Linked DNA regions of Homo sapiens: region 2 is linked to region 1. Evidence: chromatin contacts called from ENCODE Hi-C or POLR2A ChIA-PET data. All regions are on one chromosome and are shown on one strand. The core of a region is the stretch at or near the end of the contact, and the rest is flanking DNA. Distances in the headings are between cores, read along the strand shown. Region 1 holds the start of EHD2 (EH domain containing 2). Region 2 holds the start of SELENOW (selenoprotein W).

What was found. Hi-C counts contacts between places; a loop is a spot of excess contacts on that map. ChIA-PET counts read pairs that join two places held with the same protein, here RNA polymerase II (POLR2A). Pooled maps may share reads with other maps.
Region 2: a loop to region 1 is called in a map of ovary, with 5 times the contacts of the local background. The contact joins the promoter of SELENOW here to the promoter of EHD2 in region 1. A Hi-C loop is called at or near these places in 64 of 168 maps with a recorded cell type or tissue (A673, CD14-positive monocyte, CD4-positive, alpha-beta T cell and 40 more), 27 of 37 single-sample maps with no recorded cell type and 46 of 50 pooled maps. POLR2A ChIA-PET finds 5 or more read pairs at or near these places in 14 of 52 experiments (A549, BJ, H1 and 9 more).

Annotation. Positions count from the first base shown.
Region 1 is chr19:47,710,807-47,718,279 of GRCh38, forward strand. EHD2 (EH domain containing 2) reads left to right here and starts at 2,616. Exons shown (of 6, transcript NM_014601.4): 1 at 2,616-2,732; 2 at 5,752-6,210. The coding sequence starts at 5,807. RefSeq lists a silencer at 2,493-2,592.
Region 2 is chr19:47,775,537-47,783,009 of GRCh38, forward strand. It overlaps SELENOW (selenoprotein W), which reads left to right and starts at 3,167. Exons shown (of 6, transcript NM_003009.4): 1 at 3,167-3,278; 2 at 5,189-5,213; 3 at 5,328-5,381; 4 at 5,572-5,646; 5 at 5,754-5,852. The coding sequence starts at 3,250. The coding sequence ends at 5,834. RefSeq lists silencers at 3,055-3,314, 3,325-3,464 and an enhancer at 5,532-6,117.

The DNA of each region.
Region 1 (7,473 bases), core at 1,366-3,865:
ATTATATATATAATAGTAATATTATAGTAACATGTTATTGGCTGGGCCTGCTGGTGCATGCCTGTAATCCCAGCTACTCGAGAGGCTGAGGCACGAGAATCGCTTGAGCCCGGGAGGCAGAGGTTGCAGTGAGCCAAGATCGCGCCACTGCACTCCAGCCTGGGTGACAGAGCAAGAGTCTACCTCCAAAAAAAATAGAAAAAATAAATAAAATGTTATAATTATAATAATATAATATATAATATCAGTTTTATTGAGATATAATTCAGAAGCCATGCAATTCACCCATTTAAAGCATACAATTCAGTTGGGCATGGTGGCTCATGCCTATAATCCCAGCACTTTGGGAAGCTGAGGTGGGTAAATCACTTGACGTCAGAAGTTCGAGACCAGCCAGGCCAACATGGTGAAACCCCTTGTCTGCTAAAAACACAAAATTAGGCCGGGCGCAGTGGCTCATGCCTATAATCCCAGCACTTTGGGAGGCCGAGGCGGGCAGATCACGAGGTCAGGAGATCGAGACCATCTTGGCTAACATGGTGAAACCCTGTCTGTACTAAAAATACAAAAAATTAGCCGGGAATGGTGGTGGGCGCCGTAATCCCAGCTACTCGGGAGGCTGGGGCAGGAGAATGGCGTGAACCCGGGAGGCGGAGCTTGCAGTGAGCCGAGATCGTGCCACTGCACTCCAGCCTGTGCGACAGAGCGAGACTCTGACTCAAAAAAACAAAACAAAACAAAATTAGCCAAGTGTGGTGGCATGCACCTGTAATCCCAGCTACTGGGGAGATTGAGGGAGGAGAATAGTTTGAACCCAGGAGGCGGAGGTTGCAGTGAGCTGAGATCGTGCCACTGCACTCCAGCCTGGGCGATAGAGTAAGACTGTCTCAAAAACAAAAACAAAAACCAAAACCCCAAAACTCCTGTTTCTTGGAGATATGATGAGGGTTCGATGAGCTAATACATGCATGCAAAGAGCTCAGAGCGGTGCCTGCACATAGGAATGGCTCAGTCAACATTAGGGATTGTTTCTACAAATGTTTACTGAGCCCCTGCAGGGAGTTGGGCATTGTGCAAAGCCCTCACGGGGCTCATGTTCTCAGGGCAAAGACAGTCCCTTAGGCAGAGAAATGTGGAATATGCAGAGTGGTTGGGAGGGCTGTGGAGAAAAATAGGGCAGTGATAAGAGGTAGAGAGTGGGTTCTACCTTAGCCAGGGTGATCCTGGAGGACTTCTCTGAGGAGGTGACATTTGAGCAGGGACCTGAAGGAGGGGAGAGAGTGAGGCATTCAGATCCCTATGGGGAAAGTACTCCATGGAGAGGAGTCAGCAAGTGCAAAGGCCATGAACTTGGAGGGTTGGGGGTGTGTCTGAGGAATGGTGAGGAGGCCACGGCGGTTGGAGCCGCCTGAGGAAGGGGGACAGGGGAGATGTAGGTGGATCATGCTAGGCTTTGTGGGCCTTGGTGTGGACTTCGGCTTTTACTCTGAGAGAGAGGAGAGCCAGGGAGGGTTGTCAGCTGAGAAGTTTCATCAACTCCCTTAAGTTTTAATATTAATATTATATTTACTTATTTATTTGCGATGGATTCTCACTCTGTCACCCAGGCTGGAGTGCAGTGGCGTGATCTTGGCTCACTGCAACCTCTGCCTCCTGGGTTCCAGTGATTCTGGAACTTGGGAGCCTCAGCCTCCCAAGTAGCTAGGACTACAGGTGCGTGCCTGCATCCAGCTAATTTTTGTTTATTTATTTATTTTTGAGATGGAGTCTTGCTCTGTCCCCAGGCTGGAGTGCAGTGGCGCAATCACTGCAAGCTCCACCTCCCCTGTGTTTAAGTGATTCTCCTGCCTCAGCTTCCCAAATAGCTGGGACTACAGGCGCCCGCCACCACGCCCAGCTAATTTTTTTGTATTTTTAGTAGAGATGGGTTTGCACCATGTTGGCCAGGCTGGTCTTGAACTCCTGACCTCAAGTGATCCACCCGCCTCGGCCTCCCAAAGTGCTGGGATTACAGGCGTGAGCCACCGCGCCCCGTCCTATTATTTTTTTTAGAGGTGAGGTCTCGCTCTGTCACCCAGGCTGGAGTGCAGTGGCACAATCATAGCTCACTGCAGCCTTGACCTCCTGGGTTCAAGCTATCCTCCCACCTCAGCTTTCCAAGTTGCTGGGATCACAGGTGTGCACCCCTGTGCCTGGCTAAATTATTTTATTATTTATTATTATTTTTAATAGACATGGGGTCTCGCTATATTGTCCAGGCTGGTCTTGGACTCCTGGCCTCAAGCAATCTTCCCACCCTGGCCTTCCAAAGTGTTAGGGTTACAGGCGTGAGCCAGGGCGCCCGACCTGTTATTGTTACTATTATTGCTGCTGCTGTTGTGATTCCCGTGTTAAGAAGAGAGACAGACTGGGGAGCAGCCCAACGCTGGAGGTGGAGGCGGAATTCGAACCCCAGGCTGGACGCTGGAGCTCTCGCCCGCCGTGCTAAGGCGTCTTCCCCACTCCCCACAAGGGGGCGCCAGAGGCCGGGCGCCCGGTTTTGAGGGGGGCGCCTCGTCCCGCCCCTCCCTCCTGTCCTCCCTCCCGTCCTCCCCGCTCCGGGCCCCACCCGGCTCAGACGGCTCCGGACGGGACCGCGAGCACAGGCCGCTCCGCGGGCGCTTCGGATCCTCGCGGGACCCCACCCTCTCCCAGCCTGCCCAGCCCGCTGCAGCCGCCAGCGCGCCCCGTCGGTGAGTGCTCCCAGCACCGCAGCTGTCGCCTCCCGACCCCCGCCCAAGCCTGCCCTGGTTCCTCATGCCTGACCCCTGCTCCCTGCCACCCTGTCCCCAGTCTGTAACGGTCTCCCCAGGTGTCCCCCAGTCTTCACCAGTCCCCCCAGTCTGTAACCATGTCCCCCACTCTTCCCACTCCTCCCACTCTTCCTCCCACTCTTCCTCCAGTCTTTCGCAGCCTCTCACACTCCCCCAGTCTCCTCCATCCTCCCCCAACACCCCTCCCTATCCCCTGGGCTAGAAGAGATCCTCTCTGCAGGGTCTCCCTCCACGCCCTCATCCATATCAGCTAACTTGGTCCCTCCAGCCACTCAAGAGCCCCTCTCCTGCCTCACCAGCTCCATCGGCCACCGCTGATAGCATTCTCCCCAGCTCTCTCTCAGGGCCCTCCCTGCCTGGGACACCGCCCAGAGCCCTCTCCCTCTGCCCACATCCCAGATCCTGCCTCTCTTTTCCATTCTTGCCACTCCTTTACGAACTCCTTTTGCTTTTATCTCCCCTACTCCCTGGCCACCCCTTTTAAGTCTCATGATTTTATGGATTTTAGCATATTTGATTTGCAGTTATTTTGATGCTCAAATTGCCCCATGTTTGGCCACTGGGCACCCCTGCAAGCTGGGTCCTCTGTCCCTGTAACATGCCCTATCGGCCTTTGAGCACTTCCTCACCTTCTGACCCAGGCTCACTTGTTCTTCCCTGCCCCCGCCCTGGAATCCACCATTTCTCTAAGGAGTCCCAGGTTCTTTTAGTGGGGAATGGTATTTAGAGACTCCCATCTCACCAAAAGTTGATTCTTTGAAAAGATCAGTAAAATCATAAGCATCAACGGGGAGCAATCGTTTTTGTTTTTCTTTTTTAAAAAAAGCAAATACCCACACCTGTGGCTGATATCGGGAATGAAAGAGGGGACATCACTACAGATCCTACGGTGAATAAAAGGCTAGTAAGGGAAGATAGAGAACACAGTCTGGGTGCTGGAGGTGCTCATTGCTCCTGGGTTGGTCATGGCTAACCTCCCTAACTCAGATCTTTAGACCTATAATAGGATTGCAACCTCTGAGGTCAGGCTGCCTGTGTTTGAGTCCCAGCTTGAGCATTTTCCAGCTAAGTGATCTTGGGTAATTTATTGCTGTCTTCCTGAGCCTCCTTTGCCTTGTTAAAAAAGCAGAGATGAGCCGGCATGGTGGCACACACCTGTAATCCCAACAATTTGGGAGGCTGAGGTGGGTGGATCACCTGAGCTCAGGAGTTCGAGACCACCCAGGGCAACATGGTGAAACCCATCTCTACTAAAAATACAAAAAAAAATTAACTGGGTGTGGTGGTGCATGCCTCTAGTCCCAACTACTTGGGAGGCTGAGGCAGGAGAATCCCTTGAGCCCCAGAGGTGAAGGCTGCAGTGAGCTGAGATTGTATCACTGCACTCCAGCTTGGGCTACAGAGTGAGACTCCATCTCCAAATAAATAAATAAATAAATAAATAAATAAATAAATAAATAAAAAGAAAGAAAAGCAAAGCAAAGCAGGGATGATAATAGACCTACTTTACAGGGTTATAAATGTTAAGTGAGTTAGTACAGTACCTGGCATGCAGTGATCATAAATGTTGCATTATTTTTCTTGTTAACACCCAACAGCCCTCATGACCTGGGTGCACCCAGGCAACCTTCTCAGCTCCATTTCTCACCCCTCCTCTTTGTGCCCCTGTGTCTGGCCACCTACCCAGATGTTTCATGGCTCCCAGTACACCAGGACCTTTCACATCCCCAGACCTTTGCACGCACCGTCCTCTCTGCCTAAATCCCCTTGTCTTGCCTGCTCTTCATGGAGCAGCTCAAAAGTCAACCCTGCCCTGAGTCTTACTGGTGCTGTGGTCTGTTTCTCATGCCCTCCTCTGGATGTCTGGCATGTGTCTGGGTCCTTACTGGGGGCCCTGGGTGGGTAGGGGATGATCTCTGGCTCATTTCTGGGTCCACAGTGCCTGAAGCATGGAGTGAGTGATTTCAGTGAAAAGGTGTCAAATGATGGAAGGGAGAAGGGAGGAAGAAATGAATGAAGCGATTAAGGAATCCGTTTCTTCCAGGCAGCTTCTGCATCCTTCGCCTTGTCCATCTCTTGGTCTTCCACTACCACCATCAATCCCCCTTCTTCAACCATGTCACCATTAATCTTTCTCCTCCTTCAGCTGGTTCGCTACGATCTCCCTATTTTTTTTGAAATGGAGTGTCGCTCTGTCAAGTGCAGTGGCGGGATCTCGGCTCACTGCAACCTCTGCCTCCTGGGTTCAAGTGATTCTCCTGTCTCAGCCTCCCAAGTAGCTGGGACTACAGGTGGCCACCACCAGGCCTGGCTAATTTTTTGTATGTTTAGTAGAGACAGGATTGCACCATATTGGTCAGGCTGGTCTCAAACTCCTGACCTCAGGTGGTCCACCTGCCTCAGCCTCCCGAAGTGCTGGGATTACAGGCATGAGCCACTGTGCCTGGCCTTTTTTTTTTTTTTTTTTTTTGAGATGGGGTCTTACTCTGTAGCCCAGGCTGGAGTGCAGCGGCATGATCATAGCTCACTGCAGCCTGCAGCCTTGAACTCCTGAGCTCAAGCAATCCTCCTGCCTCAGCCTCCCAAAGTGCTAGGACTACAGGCATGCACCACCATGCCCAGCTAATTATTTTTTTTGTAGAGATGGGGGTCTCACTATTTTACCCAGGCTGGTCTTCAACTACTGACCTCAAGCAATCCTCCTACCTCAGCCTCCCAAAATACTAGGATTACAGGTGTGAGCCATCGCGCCTGGCCCAATTCCATTCTTCCTCCTGCCACCTGCCATCCATGCTCTGTGACCACATATTTGTGACCACAAATATCTGTGCTCCTCCTCCTCCTCCACCCATCCTGTCACCCAGACAGTCTACACTCAGACCCCTTTCTTCCTCCTTGGCTGGGCCGCCTATGCTCATGCCCTCTCCCCCTCCCACAGGCAGCTCTCCATCTGCACGTCTCTCCGTGAACCCCGTGAGCGGTGTGCAGCCACCATGTTCAGCTGGCTGAAGCGGGGCGGGGCACGGGGCCAGCAGCCCGAGGCCATCCGCACGGTGACCTCGGCCCTCAAGGAGCTGTACCGCACGAAGCTGCTGCCGCTGGAGGAGCACTACCGCTTTGGGGCCTTCCACTCGCCGGCCCTGGAGGACGCAGACTTCGACGGCAAGCCCATGGTGCTGGTGGCCGGCCAGTACAGCACGGGCAAGACCAGCTTCATCCAGTACCTGCTGGAGCAGGAGGTGCCCGGCTCCCGCGTGGGGCCTGAGCCCACCACCGACTGCTTTGTGGCCGTCATGCACGGGGACACTGAGGGCACCGTGCCCGGCAACGCCCTCGTCGTGGACCCGGACAAGCCCTTCCGCAAACTCAACCCTTTCGGAAACACCTTCCTCAACAGGTGTGCCAGCCGCGAGCCCAGGGCGCATCTTTCTTTTTCTTTTTGTTAAGACAGAGTTTCCGCTCTTTTCGCCCAGGCTGGAGTGCAGTGGTGCGATCTCAGCTCATGGCAACCTCCACCTCCTGGGTTCAAGCAATTCTCCTGCCTCAGCCACCTGAGTAGCTGGGATTACAGACACCCACCACCACGCCAAGCGAGTTTTTGTATTATTAGGTACAGTTGGGGTTTCACCATGTTGGCCTGGCTGGTCTTGAACTCCTGGCCTCAAGTGATCCACCTGCCTCAGCCTCCCAAAGTGTTGGGATTACACGAGTGAGCCACTGCGCCCGGCCCTGGGGGCACGTCTTTCTGTCCCAGGGGTGCATCTTGCTGTCCCCCTTCTCTGTCCCCTCCCTGACTGTGTTTCCCTCCTTCTCAGCCCCAATTCCCTTCTCTCTACCCAGTTCTTCCCATGCCTGTCTCTGCTCTCTTATCCAGGGGAGCACCTAGGCTAGTGAAGTCAGTATGCCTGGTTCAAATCCCGGCCAGCTGGGTGGCCTCAGGCAAATGACTTGACCTCTCTGCCCTTCTTGTAGCCTCATCTGCAAAAATGTGGATCAATCACCTTGGGCCAGGCCCGGTGGCTCACACCTGTAATCCCAGCGCTTTGGGAGGCCAAGGCAGGTAGATCACTTGAGGCCAGGAGTTGGAGACCAGCCTGGCCAACATGGTGAAACCCCGTCTCTACCAAAAACACAAAAAATTAGCTGGGTGTGGTGGTTCGTGCCTGTAATCCCAGCTACTCGGGAGGCTGAGGCAGAAGAATTGCTTAAACCTGGGAGGCGGAGGTTGCAGTAAGCCGAGACCGTGCCACTGCATTCCAGCCTGGGCAACAGAGCGAGACTCTGTCTAAAAAAAAAAAAAAAAAAAAAGGGATCAGGATCACCATGGTCTCTATGCCATGGTTGCTGTGAGGACTTGGAATAGCACCTGGTGGCCGGGCGCAGTGTCTCACGCCTGTAATCCCAGCACTTTGGGAGGCTGAGGCGGGCAGATCACTTGAGGCCAGAAGTTTGAGACCAGCCTGGCCAACATGGTGAAACCCCGTCTCTACTAAAAATACAAAAATTAGCTGGGTGAGGTGGTGCCCACCTGTAATCCCAGCTACTCGGGAGGCTTAGGCAGGAGAATCACTTGAACTCGGGAGGCGGAGGTTGCAGTGAGCTGAGATAGTGCCATTGCACTCCAGCCTGGGCGACAACAGCAAAACTCTGTCTCAAAAAA
Region 2 (7,473 bases), core at 1,917-4,416, 65 kb after region 1:
AAATATTTTAAAAAATTGGCTGGGGCCGGGCCCGGTTCTCAAAGCCTGTAATTCCAGCACTTTGGGAGGCCGAGGTGAGCAGATCACTTGAGGTCTGGAGTTGGAGACCAGTGTGGCCAACATGATGAAAGCCTGTCTCTACTAAAAATACAAAAATTAGCTGGGCATGGTGGCGCATGCCTGTAGCTCCAGCTTGGGAGGCTGAGGCAGGAGAATTGCTTGAACCTGGGAGGCAGAGGTTGCAGTGAGCCGAGATTGTGCCACTGCACTCCAGCCTGGGCAACAGAGTGAGACTCCGTCTCAAAAAACAAACAAACAAACAAACAAAAAAATATATATGGTATGTATATATTTATTTTGTATATATATTTTTGTGTATATACATATCTATATATATAATTTGTATTTATAGAGATGGGGTCTCACTATGTTGCCCAGGCAGAGGTTTGAGTTTTTGTTGAGGGCTCTGGGAGTCACAGAAGATAGCTCTATTTGTGGGTCATTCACTTTTTGCCCAGCCCTGTGTTGCTTTACATGCACTTGCTCATTAAATCCTCCCAAGATCAGGGGGATCAGACTGAGGTGGGTGGAGTCGACTTGAACTTTGCTTAGGGTTCTAAGAGGTAAAGACTAGGGGATCTGGGGACAGGGAAATCCCAGATAGAGTTAACCTTTTTTTTTTTTTTTTTTTTTTTTTGATACAGTCTCGCTCTGTCGCCCAGGCTGGAGCGCAGTGGTGCAATCTCAGCTCACTGCCTTCTGTCTCCTGGGTTCAAGTGATTCTCCTGCCTCAGCCTCCCAAGTAGCTGGGATTACAGGCGTGCACCACCACATTGGGATAATTTTTGTATTTTTAGTAGAGACAGGGTTTCACCATGATGGCCAGGCTGGTCTTGAACTCCTGAGCTCAGGTGATCTGCCTGCCTCGGCCTCCCAAAGTGCTGGGATTACAGGTGTGAGCCACCTCATCAGGCTGAGTTTATTGAGTTATCCCCGTGTGCCAGTCAGAGCTCTAGTTCTTCCTACCTGTATAAACTCGCTTACTGCTCACATCAACCATCTAATGGAAGTGCTGTTTTCATGTTGTTTCCTGCCCTTTGTCTCTACCTGCCAGATCACTCCCATGAAGGAAGGGACTTTGTTTATTTATTCATTGCTGTATCCCTGGAAACTGGGACTGCAGGTGGTTATGAAGTACCTATTTGTTAAATGAGTGAACATTTCCTGTAGGCAATTACACCCAACTTCCAAATGGAGAAACAGGCTCAGAGATAAGCCCCTGCACCCTCACTCCTCAACTCAACTGCCTGTTTCTAGCACTTTCCATGACGATCCCCTCTGCACGGAGAGGGTTCATGGGGAGTGACTATTGTTCTGTAATGAATGACCAGGCTGTGCCAGGTCCGGCAGTAGGCCTTTTCCTTTTCCTTTTTTTTTTTTTTTTGAGATGGAGTTGAGTTTTGCTCTTGTCGCCCAAACAGGAGTGCAATGGCGTGATCTTGGCTCACTGCAACCTGTACCTCCTGGGTTCAAGTGATTCTCCTGCCTCAGCCTCCCGAAGAGCTGGGACTACAGGCATGCGCCACCACGCCTGGCTAATTTTCATATTTTTAGTAGCGACGGGGTTTTGCCATGTTGTCCAGGCTGGTCTCGAACTCCTGACTTCAGGTGATCCACCCACCCTGGCCTCCCAAAGTGCTGGGATTTCAGGTGTGACCCACTGTGCCTGGCCAGGCCTTTTCCTTTCTTTCTTTTTTCGAGACAGTGTCTTACTCTGTTGTCCAGGCTGGGGTGGCAGTGGCACAATCACGGCTCACTGCAGCCCCAAACTCCTGGGCTAAAGTGATCCTTCCACCTCAGCCTCCCCAGTAACTGGGAGTACAGGTACATGCCACCACACGGACTAATTTTAAAAGTTTTTGTAGAGATGGGGTCTTGCTATGTTGCCCCAGCTGGTCTCAGACTCTTGGGCTCAAGCAGTCCTCCTGCCTCGGCCTCCCAAAGCATTGGGATTACAGGTATGTGCCACCGTGCCCAGCCGCAGCAGGCCTTTTGTTTTTTTAGAGAGGGTCTTGCTTGGTGGCCTAAGCTGGAGTGCAGTGGTGCAATCACGGCTCACAGCAGCTTCCAAACTCCTGCGCTCAAGCGAGCCTCCTGCCTAAGCCTCTCAAGTAGCCTGGGACTGTAGGCACACACCACCACGCCCGGCTGATTTATTATCTATTTATTTATTTGAGGTGGAGCCTCGCTCTGTCACCCAGGCTGGAGTGCATTGGCCTGATCTTGGCTCACTGCAACCTCCGCCTCCCAGGTTCAAGTAATTCTCCTGCCTCAGCCTTCCGAGTAGCTGGGACTACAGGCACGCGCCACCACGCCCATCTAATTTTTGTATTTTTAATAGAGACGGGGTTCCTCCATGTTGGCCAGGCTGGTCTTGAACTCCTGACCTCAAGTGATCCGCCCGCCTCGGCCTTCCAAAGTGTTGGGATTACAGGCGTGAGCCAACGCACCCAGCCACTAATGTATTATTATTATTATTCTGTAGAGACGCAGTCTGGCTATGTTGCCCAGGCTGGTCTTGAATTCCTGCCTCTGCCTCCCAAAGCGCTGGGGTTACAGGCGTGAGCCACCGCGCCCTGCGGCTGCAGGTCTTTATAAGGCAACTGTGGGCCCTGGACCGCTCCCTGAAAACCTCCCCCTCAACTCCCTGTCTCCTCCCTCACCTGGTCTACCCCGAATCCTTCCCCTCTCGCCCCCTCGCCCTCTCCAGGGGAGGTGAGGGACTCAAGAATCGCGCCCTGCTTCTGTCCCCACCGCGCCGTCCCCAAGCCCACGCAGTGAAAAGACCACCCTTGAGGCTGATTCCGGGTCCAGCTGGGAGCGGCCAGCCGTAAATCACCGCCCCCGTGGGCCGTACCATTCTGGCCGGGGGGACCTGGGAGGGGACGCGCGGAGGGCTTCCCCCGGGGACTGCCTGTATCGAGACTCTCTCCAGCCCAACAGGAGGATGGGAAGGAGACTTGTGTGGGGGCCTCGGGCTGGCGGGTCGCGGGTTCCTTATCCTCCGCCTTGGCGCCTCTCCGCCCACCGCCCACCGCCCCTCCCTGGCATTGGTTGGCGCCAGGGGAAGCCGAGGCTCCATCCTTTCTGCGCAGGTTCCCGCCGCACTCGCGCAGACCTAGCGCGTCCAGGTGGGAGGTTAGTGTGGCCCGGGCGTCCGCTCCTCAGCGGATGTGGCAGCCCCGAGCCATGGCTCTCGCCGTCCGAGTCGTTTATTGGTAAGCCCAGCGGCCAGCGGCCCCCGTCCCCGACCCCCGCCGGGACCCGATTCTCGGAGCCGGGGTCAGGGAGCCCCGGGGAGAGGACCCATGGGAGCCCTTGTATGGGAAAAGGGAGCCCCTGTATGTGGGTGGGGTGGGCGTACGGAGGGGCGAAAAACAGAGGGCGGTCGTCCCTAGGCCCCGTCTTCGACTTGTGACACGCTGGGCATCTCGGGTTATAAAAGGTGGGGCTGAGACGAGTGTGTGTCAATTTCGAACCCCCGACTCCGGGGCTCCGCTGGGGAAGGGGCTGGGGGTCAGCTTTGTAAAGGGACCTAAGGCTCCTCCACCCTAAGGCTTCCCCTCCCCCAATATCCCGAACAGTCGCGGGGTGGGGACAGTGAGAGCCCAGAAGGTTCGAGAATGTCTCAGCCTGTGTTTCAGAAGCACTTGAATTGTTGGCCTCTGCCCAGTGGGTTCCCTTGGCCACGAACCCCACTCCTTTTCTGGCCTCAGTTTTCCGTCTGTGGCAAGAGGGAGGCTCTGTGTCAATACCGAACACGCTTAATTTCTGCAAGTCTCAGGAAGGGTATAATAGGATAGGATATAAATTACGTTCTCTCCACTCCCCAGCACCTAATACTGTGTGGCATGCTGTAGGTATTTAATAAATACGTGTTCAATGAATTTATCCTCCCAGGAATCCCTTAAGAGAGGGGAATTTTAGGCCAGGTGCCGTTGATCACGCCTGTAATCCAAACACTGGGAGGCTGAGGCGGGTGGATCGCTTGAGCCCAAGAGTTCGAGACCAGCCTGGGCAACCCAGGGAGACCCCCCCCTCGTCTCTACAGAAACTTAAAAAGTTAGCCGGGCATGGTGGCGCACTCCTGTAGTCGCAGCTGCTTGGGAGGCTGAGGCAGGAGGATCACTGGAGCCCGGAAGGCGGAAGTTGCAGTGAGCTGAAATCGTGCCACTGCACTCCATCCTGGACAGCAGAGCGAGACTCTGTCTCAAAAAAAAAAAGTAAATTAAAGAGAGGAATTTTAGTTCTATGTTACAGGTGAGAAAACTGAGGCTGGGACTGGGGTGGGGGCAGGTCAGTAGCTTCAAGTCTGGACTGCAGGTGACAGGGGTAACTGGAACCTGGGTTTGTCGGCAGCTTTCCAACGTCTCTGCCTGCTCGACAAAGCAGAGGCAAGAGTGACATTTTGAGACGCCTACCAGGCCTGTACACCAGATTCCAGTCCCGAAATAGCCTGCTGTGGGGGTTGGGTGAGCCTGTATTTCACCCTGGGGACTGGGAAGGTGTTCAGAATCTAGGAGCTGCGGGGCCGGGTGCGGTGGCTCCTGCCTGTAATCTCAGCACTTTGGGAGGCTGGGGCGGGCCGATCCCCTGAGGTTAGGAGTTCGAGACCAGCCTGGCCAACATGGTGAAAATACAAAAATTAGCTGGGCGTGGTGTAAGAATCCAGGAGCCGCAGGGTTTTCCTTGGAGTGCTGCGAGGGCTGTGGGTGAGGGTGGTGGGCACAGGGAGTGGGTGGGGACCTTACGTGTGCTGTTCTTCTCCTAATCCAGTTCTCCTGGTTTTCCCCCGTCCCCGTCTCTCGTATTTGTGGTCTCCTTGTCTCCTCTCTCCCCTTTTTCCCCTCCCCCTTCTCTGTCTCTTGCTTGGTGTTGGTTTTCTGTGTGTCTCTGTGTGTCCCCGCGCCACCCCCTGTGCTGTGTCCCAAAACTCTGCCTGGCTGGTGCCTGTCTTCTCTCTTGAGGGCATCTGTCACCTCTTCTGCTTGGTCATCTGTGTTCCTCTTTATTTCTTCCTGGCCCCATCTTGCTCTCTCCCCACACCGCCTGTGTCTACCCTCCTCTCCCCGATCCCCCACTTCTCCCTCTCTCCCCTGGGCCCCAATGTCTTGGACTCTCCTACCAGTGGCGCTTGAGGCTACAAGTCCAAGGTAAGCAGAGTGGATGCCCGGGGGGCATTCCTGGGAGCTGGGGAGGGGTAGAGTGCATATTGGGAGGGGGCTGACTGGTATGACCCCTGCTGTGACCTCTCACCGCGTTTTCAGTATCTTCAGCTCAAGAAGAAGTTAGAAGATGAGTTCCCCGGCCGCCTGGACATCGTGAGTCTTGGGATGGGGAGAAAGACTTGAGCACAGCCACTGTGTCGGTCCGTTAGGCCTGGATGGCACTGCAGGGGGGTTAGGTCAGCCCTACGCCCTTCACCCATGTTCTCATCCCCCTGGGAAGGGGAGGGTCTCCCCAAGAGGACATCTTAGCCCCTCCAACATCTCCCCTACCCCCTTTCCTCAGTGCGGCGAGGGAACTCCCCAGGCCACCGGGTTCTTTGAAGTGATGGTAGCCGGGAAGTTGATTCACTCTAAGAAGGTATGTCTGTCTGTCCGTCCTGCCTGGTTTTGGGGCTAGCATGGGGTTGGGGCTGAGGTTGGTGTCTCGGTCCCAGCTCACCCCTTCCCTCTTCCTCCCCTCCCTAGAAAGGCGATGGCTACGTGGACACAGAAAGCAAGTTTCTGAAGTTGGTGGCCGCCATCAAAGCCGCCTTGGCTCAGGGCTAATGCGCCCTGAAGGCAGAGGTGAGGGGGCCCACTAGACAGGGACACCACCCTTTGGATCTTCTCCCTGCCCCATGCTCTGACTCCTTGGCCCAGGGTGGAGAGCCTGGGAGATGGGGGGGACATCACGTGTGTCCCCAGAGCGAGCGGGATAAAGTTAGACCCGGTTGGTGGAGGACAACAACTGAGATGGGGTCAGAGGTGTGCAGGGTGACAGCTGAGATGGTGATGGGTCAGAGATATGCAGGATGACAGCTGAGATGGGGTCAAAGGTATGCAGGATGACAGCTGAGATGGTGATGGGTCAGAGGTGTGCAGGATGACAGCTGAGATGGTGATGGGTCAAAGGTATGCAGGATGACGGCTGAGATGGTGATGGGTCAGAGGTGTGCAGGATGACGGCTGAGATGCTGATGAGTCAGAGGTGTGCAGGATGATGGCTGAGATGGTGATGGGTCAGAGGTGTGCAGGATGACGGCTGAGATGGTGATGGGTCAGAGATGTGCAGGATGACAGCTGAGATGGGGTCAGAGGTGTGCAGGATGACAGCTGAGATAGGGTCAGAGGTATGCAGGATGACAGCTGAGATGGGGTATGCAAGATGACAGCTGAGTTGGTGGTGGGGTCAGAGGGCTGCCCTAAAACAGCTCTCCTGGTTTGGGAATGAAAAGTGCTAGCAACCCAACGGTTCAGAATCCGGAACTCTAGGTCTTTGTCCCATTGCCAAGAAACAGTTCCCAACCCAGCAGGTCATGTGACAGCGTCCGGCCAAGTTCCCAGCATGTTTTGAGACAGAATTTCCTTGCTCCACAATTTCGAGTAGGTCACTAATTATCACCGGGCTCTGAACCTGAGAATTAGTTCTAGGAATATTCCAGACCTGATCCAGCTCCAGAAACTTACCCACTTTGGAACTGAACATGAGTCCAAGAATGCTCTAGAAACAAATGCTAACTCTAGAATGGATTGTCTGCTCCAAAAAAACCCTAGAGCTGACTCCCAGTTCTCCCCATAGAGCCGAGAATGAAATACACCACCAGCTCCCAACACACTGTAAACCTGAGCCCCCCTTCCCAACCCAGCAATTGAAAAATGTGAACCAGCTCCTAAGCACTAGAATTGACCACTAGTTCCTGGAGTTGGCTACTGGTTCCTTATCACTGTTTTTCTTTCTTTCTTTCTTTTTTTTTTGAGATGGAGTCTTGCTCTGTCTCCCGGGCTGGAGTGCAGTGGCGCGATCTCGGCTCACTGCAGCCTCTGCCTCCCGAGTTCAAGCAATTCTCCTGTGTCAGCCTCCCAAGTAGCTGGGATTACAGGCACATGCCACTATGCCCGGCTAATTTTTGTATTTTTAGTAGGTCTGATCCTGTTGGCCAGGCTGGTCTTCAGGTGATCCACCTGCCTTGGCCTTCCAAAGTGTTGGGATTACAGGCGTGAGCCACCGTGCTTGGCCTCCTTAAGCACTCTGAACCAAGTATTGTTTCCAGCCTAATACATTGTGGAACAAGTGGCAATTTCTATATGAACCTCAGGAACAAAGAACTACTTTCCAGCACCTTCTGAGTCTGATTTTCCAGTTTGTAAGCCAGTATGGTCCAGATAAGCGTGAAACCCAACCCATTCTAGAACAGTTACTAGCCCT